2 separate regions of the Homo sapiens genome follow, and region 2 is linked to region 1. A link is a contact called in ENCODE Hi-C or POLR2A ChIA-PET data. All regions are on one chromosome and are shown on one strand. Each heading gives the region's core, a stretch centred on a gene start or an enhancer-like site at or near the end of the contact. The rest is flanking DNA. Distances are from core to core; before and after follow the strand shown.

The links. A loop is a pair of places that touch in the nucleus more often than their neighbours do. ChIA-PET counts read pairs that join two places held with the same protein, here RNA polymerase II (POLR2A). Pooled maps may share reads with other maps.
Region 2: a loop to region 1 is called in a map of CD14-positive monocyte, with 2.7 times the contacts of the local background. The contact joins the promoter of VCAN-AS1 here to the enhancer-like site in region 1. A Hi-C loop is called at or near these places in 4 of 168 maps with a recorded cell type or tissue (CD14-positive monocyte, Caco-2, PC-3 and 1 more) and 1 of 50 pooled maps. POLR2A ChIA-PET finds 5 or more read pairs at or near these places in 1 of 52 experiments (HEK293).

Annotation. Positions count from the first base shown.
Region 1 is chr5:83,507,027-83,511,684 of GRCh38, reverse strand. The region is part of intron 5 of VCAN (versican); the gene reads right to left. Among named protein-coding and RNA genes, the nearest start is that of VCAN, 38 kb to the right of the region's middle. Within about 2 kb of position 1,929, at least 4 of the 41 ENCODE cell types and tissues checked have a DNase peak (open chromatin) inside an H3K27ac peak, as active enhancers do.
Region 2 is chr5:83,560,024-83,564,497 of GRCh38, reverse strand. It overlaps VCAN-AS1 (VCAN antisense RNA 1), which reads left to right and starts at 2,184. Exons shown (of 3, transcript NR_136215.1): 1 at 2,184-2,467. All of the region lies in intron 12 of VCAN (versican), which reads right to left. It overlaps LOC124901021 (a long non-coding RNA gene), which reads right to left and starts at 2,283. Exons shown (of 2, transcript XR_007058847.1): 1 at 1,066-2,283.

The DNA of each region.
Region 1 (4,658 bases), core at 680-3,179:
CACGGTTATTCCACTTTGTTTATCCTAAAATCAAATAGTAATTCTCTGGCCTTCCTTCTCATTTATAACTACCGACAAAGTGGATTAACGCCATTAAATAAAAAAAAAAAAAAATAAGAAAACCTCCAGAAATGTGAAGATGGGAAGGGCTCAGAAGTGGTACAGAATTCTACTTCCTGCCTTCCCGTATCAGGCACAGGGCTGCCATGATGGTTACGAAGGTCGCGGCCTGCACAGGAGCACCAGGCCCAGTGTGTAGGGAAGGCCTAGGTCGCCTCCCACTCAGCCAGCCAAAGGAACTCCAGCCTCTTTGGATAAAGCCTTTGTTTTACTTGCTCTGTGCAGAGGGAGCACTTTTTGCTAATTCTTACAAAGACACCCCAAGTGCTAGTAGGGGCTTTAACTAGGTTCAAGAGACTTCTTTTTTTTTTAGGAGAATCGCTTGAACCCGGGAGGCAGAGGTTGCAGTGAGCTGAGATTGCACCACCACACTCCAGCCTGGGCGACACAGCGAGACTCCGTCTCGAAAAAAAAAAGAGAGAAAGACTCCCCCAACACCCCACTCACTCGGGCCCCAGATGGAGGCTCAGTAGCCCAGGCTGCAGTGCAGTGGCACGATCTGGGCTCACTGCAACCTACACCTCCCGGGTTCAAGCGATTCTCCTGCCTCAGCCTCCCAAGTAGCTGGGATTACAGGCACCTGCCACCACGCCCAGCTAATTTTTGTATTTTTAGTGGAGACGGGGTTTTGCCATGTTGGCCAGGCTGGCCTCAAACTCCTGACCTCGTGATCCACCCGCCTCGGCCTCCCAAAGTGGTGAGATTGGTTAAAGAGGTTTTTTAATTTGCTGATTGATTAACAAGAAAAGGCTGGACAGTTGCTTTGTTTATTACCAAGTCTAATTAGCAGAGGGTATATTCATTATCATTTAACATGTTACAATGAAAGATTCTGGAAACTTCAGAGTTTGTTAAGTTGGAATTTTACTTAGCTAACTAACATAACAGTTTGCTGAAATAAATTCCACACAAATTAAATTATGTTTTTCACATGTGAGCAAAAGTAACCAAAGACAGAAGCAGAATTATAGAATACCTAAGCCAATATCACAGTCAGGAGGAGAAATGAAAACTGAAACAGAAAGTTAAAATGTTGATAGCCCACTATTGTAGCTGAGAGTACTGTTTCCATCTCACTGAAGCTGATCTCTGATTCTATGATATATTAGACAACTGGGATCCAAAGAGCTGTCATGATTTGGATCTTCACCTGACTAAATCCAGATGTATCAAGCAATTGTTTAAAATGAATAGTGCTATTACTTTCTCTGAGTGGGTGATAGCACTATAAAACAAGAAAAATTAGTCATGGGGAAAATGGCCAAAGCACACATATCGGCTTTTCTCACTATATATCTAAAATTGCTATTGAGGAAAGTAGGCCAAATTTCAATGAGAGCTATTTGAAGAAGGGAGAGAGAAATTACTTTCACCTGACTGAAAGAAGTGGTAGAGGTGTACATAGCTTTTTATTCTTAATTATCTAGTCTGGCAAAAGACAGTAATCTCAAATACAACAATACACTCTAAGAAAAAGTTCCCCTCCCGGCTCTCACAACGTCTCCCTTCCTAATAAATTTTAAAAGCATAAGGGTCACAGGGCCAGTTACATAGTATGTATTCAATAAGATTTGTTAAATGAATGGCACTTCAAGTTCTTATTAAGAAGCTAGGTCTCTTTTTTCCCCCTATCCTTCCCAACAGCACATTAAATAAAGCTAACTCTGCTACAAAGCTTTGGAGAGATGGCTGCTGCCTGAAACAGGCATTTTATCTCACAATAGACTTGGCTCAAAGCAACATGGAGAAAGGCAGACAGAGAAATTACGTCATCCTGAACAGCCTCCTTCACCTCAGAATAACACTTGCCTGAGGCCTGAAAGGGCTGCAAGTGTAAAGAAGGCAGCGTGCCAACAGTTTTCCCTGAGAGGTAGAACCCTTGGACTTGTTATTACAGCTGGAATATTAGTTGTGTTGCCTTAGTTTCCTGCATTTCCTGAGATACTCCTACCTTAAGGCGAAACTACCATTCCTCTTAAGTAACAAGTGTTATCAGCCAACCACGGAAGGGCAAAGAAATATAATTAATTGAGTAAAACTCTGCTTCTCCAACTGCACTGTTAGTCTATCTATTGAGGAACATCAACTTCTCCAAGGAAGACCAGACCAAAGGGCTAATGAGGAAAAAATGGCAGCATGATTTCATGGGTAGCTGGTTTCCCTATTTTAAACAGCAAACATGTTTGCAGTATTAAAAGAAAGAAAGGCTTCAGTAGGTGCTGGCCTGTTACAAAGAGAATTCTCTTAGTAGTAGTTAATCAGTTCAGACCTACTTATAGAACTTTTCATGTAGAAACTCTTGTTAAATCTGACTTTATATCAGACTATCAATTATTTAACTCACTTGTTTGAAGTATACGATATTCATTTATTTGTTTGATACCCATAGAATGATCATTTTACTACTTTGATTAAATTCTGTTATCCCTAATGCCATTTCTTTCTTTCTTTCTTTCCTTCCTTCCTTCCTTCTTTCTTTCTCTTTCTTTCTTTCTTTCTTTTCTTTCTTTCTCTTTCTTTCTTTCTTTCTTTTCAAAAAAGATAGAGTCTTGCTAAATTGTCCAGGCAGGAGTGCAGTGGCTATTCACAGGCATGATCATAGCACACTCTGTCCTCAACTTCCTTGCCTCCAGCAATCCTCCTTGCCTCAGCTTCCTGAGTAGCTGGGACTACACGCAGGCACCACTGTGCCCAACTTATCCTTTTCAATTATGTGTAGAAATTTTTCAAACTTTCCAAATAAAATTTTTATAAAACATATTGCAAGAAACATTACCATTGGGTTTCTTGTAATTCAGATGAAAAAAAGGAAGATTTAACCAGAATCAATTGAGTTTACTTTAAGGTGAGGATTAAAAGAATTAATCTGTTAAGATAACGTGCAGTCAGTTATTTTATTCAGCAATAATTACTTTATTTCAGAATAATGAGAAAAGGAAAAAAGTGACTTAAATTCTGTTCTAAAAAATAACTATTTAAGCCTTCCTAAATCATAATTGTTTAGTGTGAACATTTCCTTGCTCACCTCAAAAACCTAATGATATAGTGAAGCATTTACACTATAGAATTGAGTATGTCTTTAATCTCTTATAACTAACACCCAATCTATACCAAACGTGATAAGTTAAATGTCCAAACTTCTGTCCTTTCCATGTATCAACCCTCTATTATTAAGGCAGGGACATCTGTACATAAATTTGTTTTGTGGAATATTTTGGAAAACACTGTTCTAAAGACCTATATTTTAATCAAGAAGAGGACTCTCAATTAACTTACAACACACATAACTTAGTACTAAGTTTCTGGTATGTGTCAACCTGTTTAAGATAGAAGCAAAGTGAGCAGACTGGGTACCCAGTCAGAATCAAAGCAGGAGATTACAAAGCAAAATATGTATGATGCCAATTGCCTCCCAGGATTATGTCAAAGGCTGCAAGTGAGCAAAAAGGGGAATGAGGCAGAGCAGGGAACCCTGATGAAGTGTCTAAGACAGCAATTTAAGCTGAACATGGAAAGAGCTCATTACTTAAAAAGAAGCTCATTTTGCACAAAGTAAACCAAGGTATGGCAGATAGCAACAGGCTTTCTCCAGAACAATAAATTCCAGGAATAAGTCTTTCAACCCCGTATCTCATTAAAAACATGCAGTTTTTAAGCTAAACATTGTCCATTTCTACACTGAGAAAAGCAATCAAGATGTTAACATTTTCAAAGTTTCTATTGATCCATTTTCAGTCTTTAAACCCATAGTCAGGAATTATTTATAAGTCAAATTATATGTTGTAAACTATAGCACAGTGGAATGAAATTGGATAGAAATGAAGTCTGGGCCAGTAATAGAATTGTAAATCCAGGCTTGGTCCAAAAATGAATGCTCATAGAAGGATGCCTCCAAAGATAACATCTAATGCCTAGAGGCAAAGCCAAATCAGGAATCCAAGGAACAGACAAAAGAGAAAGCCACTGATCACAGCAAACATGGGAAATCAAGCAAATCAAATAGGCACGTTTGCTTAGTTGCTCTCTCTCAACATGATTTAATTGGCCCAACTGTGTAAGCTCCTACCCAGAGGGTATCATAAAGCCACCTTTTTATCTCTGATGTGAATAATAAAAGTTCTTTCTGAGTTTTTAATCACAGTACAACCTTTAGAGTTAGACAGGGAATGCACAGCCTTCAGTGAGAGAAAATGACTATTTTAGTAGCATAGAACAAAGTTGTGTTCTATCTCTGCTCCTGGATACTTGTACCTGAACAATTTAATGTATTCTTAGATTTAACGGATAGTTGCTTTCCTGGAAAACAAGCATCTTTTTTGTAGTTTGACAAGAAGCCTGTTAATAAGTTCCAGGAGTAGCCTCATCAAAGCAGCTAAATTGATAGGACAATTATCAAAGTTGTAATTAGAGCACAGATTTGGAACATGTTTCTAAATGTTACCTATCCATGAGAAAATGTTTTATTTTTCTCTAATTGAAAACAGTAAATAAAATGTCAAGTGATATGATTTGGCTGTGTCCCCACCCAAATCTCAGCT
Region 2 (4,474 bases), core at 935-3,434, 53 kb before region 1:
TTTGAAAAATCCTCTCATTTCACATTTAACTTTCAGGATCACAGTATCATGCAATTTATACTAGAATTAAGAAACTATTCAAAACTACAGGAACTTGATTTACAGATAGTATTATTCTTGTGTGTATCTGGGTGTAGTTCTGTGAATGTGGTTTTGAAACACAAAATACAATACGACCACTAGGTGGTGATATATATCCATTCTTACATTATGAATTAACGGCTACACCACTTAACAAAAGAGAACTTGGAATATGTCCCCCAAAATCGTAATTATGTACTCCATGTGGCAAAAATAAAAAAATAAAAATAAAAAATAAAAGATTGTCTGGGATATGTTCTCTCAGTTTTGTGAGTGAAAACACAAAGAGAACACTTTGCAAGAAGACAGACCTCGGTGAACCAGTATTTACCAACCTGACTGCATTCTATTCTGTTGCAAGCCATTCTATCCATAATCTGAATTTTCTTTCTGTCTAAAATGTTCACCTACGGTAGTTTCTTCTTTTCCACTCTGTCTTTTAAAATTATCCGATGATTTACATCAATGGTGAAATTGCATCAGAACCAAAGCCAAATGTGCAACATCCACCTAAAATCCTTAGGAGAGGTCAGATCATAGATAAACACCTAAGCACACAAATGCAATGTCTGCAGCGTGAGTCACAGTTAGTTTGTTTTTCCGTAAAAATTTATCTAGATTAGCTATGAAAACATGACACCTGCAGTAAGAGCTGACTTCTTTGTGCGCAAACTCTTTTCATCACCTGGGGCCCATATTGCCACTGCTGTACTCCCAGAGCTACAAAATTCAATCCAAACGCACTGGATACCAAGGGCAAGCAGATAACCACCGAAGTAGGAAAGCAAATTCCAAACAGAAAACACTTTCCCAAGAGGACAGGTACCTGTTTGAAACATATGCCGATAAGAAACCATCTTTTCACTAAATAACAAACAGAATAACCACTTGGGGTTAGCCTCAGCCTTTCAGAACACAGGTCAAATGGTTATCTGAAAAGAGGCTATGAGGACTACTTATTACAGAAATCAAAACATTTGGTACCTTTAAAATGACTTTTTTATCCCTAGATGGCTGGTGTACACAATAGGCATTTGTTTGCAGTCTGGAGGGGGAGTGGTGCATTTAACTTTGTCTTGTTTGTTAGGGGCAAATGACTTCCCTGCAAGGTAAAGATAAACCTTCTTCTGATCCTTGTACTTGCTTAAGGTTAGTCTAGTCTGGGTCCTTCTTTATTTATGTTTTAAGGGAGGTTATGGTTTTGCTGCTGTCTTTTAGTTGAACAGGGTAATTCGTTGACCGACAACTGAAAAGAAAAGAGCAGCTTTGTTTTAAAGGAGAAAGAGACGTTTGTTTTGGTGTCACTACCCTATGCTGGCAGCCTGGAGTTGGATCCTACAAACATGAATATGCTGAAGGGAAGAAAAACTAACTTGGGGTCTCCTGATAGTTGTTAAAGTGGCAATATGCCCATTATTTTCCTAGCTGGCAAACCTCTGTGCGGGAAAGACAATCTGGCCAGCTCTTGAGAACAGCACTAATCTTGTGTAATAGTGTGAGCTCACTGCCCTACAAAGCAGCAATTATCAACAGCATTTTCAGAAGGATGTGAGTTACTCGCACTGTGAGACCACTGTGAGAGAGGGGGCCTCAGGCAGAGGCCCAGAGAGCAACTTGCATTTAATCCATAGAATGAATGGTGCCAGTAGGCTCCTTTACCCCAAGCTTATTTGCACAGGTCTCCAGTCATGAAGGGCTGACGATCCAAATGTAAGGAGAGACTGCCAAAGCTCATTCAATATATTTTTTTTTTTTGGCCTTTTCCATGGTTATGCATTGCCTTAAACTAATTAGCAATTAGATTTAAATATCTGCATGAGATTTTAAAGTTGCACAGAAGACTGTTGGAAAAGCATCTGTGAGATGCTACTGCACTAAATCTCCTTTTCTTATTCTTTATAATAATCTTGTCAATTATAAAATGATTTTCCAGTAGTGAGTAAATATGGTTCTTCCAGCTGTTCAACCCACCACTAGCTATCTGAACTGAAAGACAAGGCAGAGAGCAGAGTTGCGTTCTAGAACTACTCTATGACTCATAATATCTCACATTTAGAATCAGAAGAATCAGTTCTTGATTCCAAATCAAATTAAACTACAACACAAGTCAAAATTTTCATTAAGAACTCAGTAGTCTTTCACAGAAGGGAATCTGAGAATTCTTCCACTCATGAGTAATGTGTTAAAGAATGAGAAAAGAGCATGTTTTCCTTGGCTTTTGGATTAATACAATAAAGCCTGTGAAGTTTAACATAATTAAATTAATGTTGATATGCAGTGTGACTTGTTCACAGAGAAATGGTATTTGACTTAGAGCTAATGCCACATCACAGCTGACATACATCCATCTGCAAATGTTGTATAGAAAGTCTTCTAAGATCTTCAGGTAGGAAAAGGAAAACTTAAATTTTTGTTGTGGGGATTGTGTTTTGCATTGTTTTTCTGTCAAATCATGTGAAATCCTTTCAAATGAGCAGAAATCTACAACAAGCTTAGAAAGCACTGGAATTAATGAATACTCCGTATTCTCTTTTCAATGTCCAAGACATCTGGGAGAGGAAGGGGAATAAGAACCTTTGTGTTTATGAAAGGGTAATAATGATACATTGCTGCAGAAAAACAATAATGGTTTATGGTCCGTGATTTGTTACTCCATTTTTTCTGCCCCTTTTAAGTGTCTCTTCCTGGGTAAGGGCTATTTCTTTATTGTTTCTACCTTTTTCAAAGCTGGCTTTTCTCACAATACTTTGCTTGACAGACTGATGTGTTTATTTATGAAAGAAGAAGAAGGAGCCTCTGGATTTAAAGTCAAATCCACACATCTGGACATTCTTGTGCATCAACTCGAATCAACTGGTGAAGGGGGACAAGTGGGTGTTGGAAATTGTAGGTATTAAGTTGCCAAAGCTGAACTATGCTTACCAAAATGAAAAACAAAATGCAAAATTGAGTTATCTTCCAGAAATATTTTTAAGAAGAATTTAAGTAATGAAGGTTAATTGTACAATTAATTGTACTAATTGTCCTATCAATTAGTTTTTTTTTTAGTTTATATCACAACTATCATAGCAAGATGAGTTGGTTAGAGCTAGAAAATAAGATATTTATGAATCTGTGATTTAGTAACTTGTTCTAGAACTTCCTGACCAGATTTGGACAAATGTAGAAGAGAGAAAGTCTCTCTGTTTTCTCCCAACTGTAGAATGGAAAGTGAGAAGAAGGAAGCTGTGATAATTTCCCAGGAAGCAGGGAAGCCAGCAGCCTCACGGGGTGTGACATTTGAGTCCTGACAATGTAGAGATGACAGAAGTAAAAAAAGTGAAGGAGATGCAGAAAATGTTTTTTAAAATGTTTAGGAATAAAGTCAGGGCTTTTTCTGCAGAACAAACTAAATATTCCAAAAACTCCCCAATATTTTAAAAATGGAATGGCAATGTCAGTTTTATTCAGTCCTCGGCCTCTATACATGGCCATCTAAAGTGATGGTTCCCTTTGAAGTAAATGCGTCTGATCCACTGAAGACACCAGTGTCCAGTGGGGAAGGGTCAGCTTTGATGGTGCTGGGGGGAATCATTGAAGAAAGGAACAATGTGGAGCCCAGAGAATCGCCTCGTGAGAATCTTACTCCAGAGGGTCCAAGAGAGAAGGAAGCAATATGACAGCTTTAAATCTCTGAGCTCCACAATTTGATTTTAAACCACTTGTTGGAGAGGTTTGTCAGACAGAACAGTATGATGAAAGCATGTAAGAGTTTCTGATAGCTCCTTAATTGGGCTGTCCCATAGACACTATAGTCTTTAGTTGAAAACAGTGTTGTGAAAATCATTTTGCCAGGAGGTATACTGACAGATAAATATAAATGATTCCATAACGTTCCCTGCCTGTCTGGCTTCCTCTGCACTTGAATAAACAGCCTCAGATAGTGGATTTACAAATGAAGCCCTATCCCACCTTATGCAACCAAATCACCCTTAGCCAAAGCATCTATAAAAAGTAAAATGAGCTGATAATATTTGGGAGTGATATTTCCTTTTGTTTGTTTCACTCCATTTTGGATATAAATAATAAGGTTTCTAAAACTCATTTTTCTTCAGAAAGTATACCTACGGAATATGTGCCTATCTGGAAAAAAAAATCCTCCTCCAAAGTTTTGAGTAATTGTTGGTTTCTTAAAGTTTCATGGAAAACCTGCCCTGATATAACTCAAACCTGCAGGGGTGGCAGAGGTTGAAAGTTTACTTTCCATTTTTAATTCCCAAAGTTTATTGCAAAGGTGTTTCTAGGACAACCATGGACAAAATTGTCATCATTTCTAGTAAAAACACTTGTTTTCCTTTGGGTTGATACATTTATAAGATGCAGTATGTTCAACTATATACTTCTATTTTTAAGG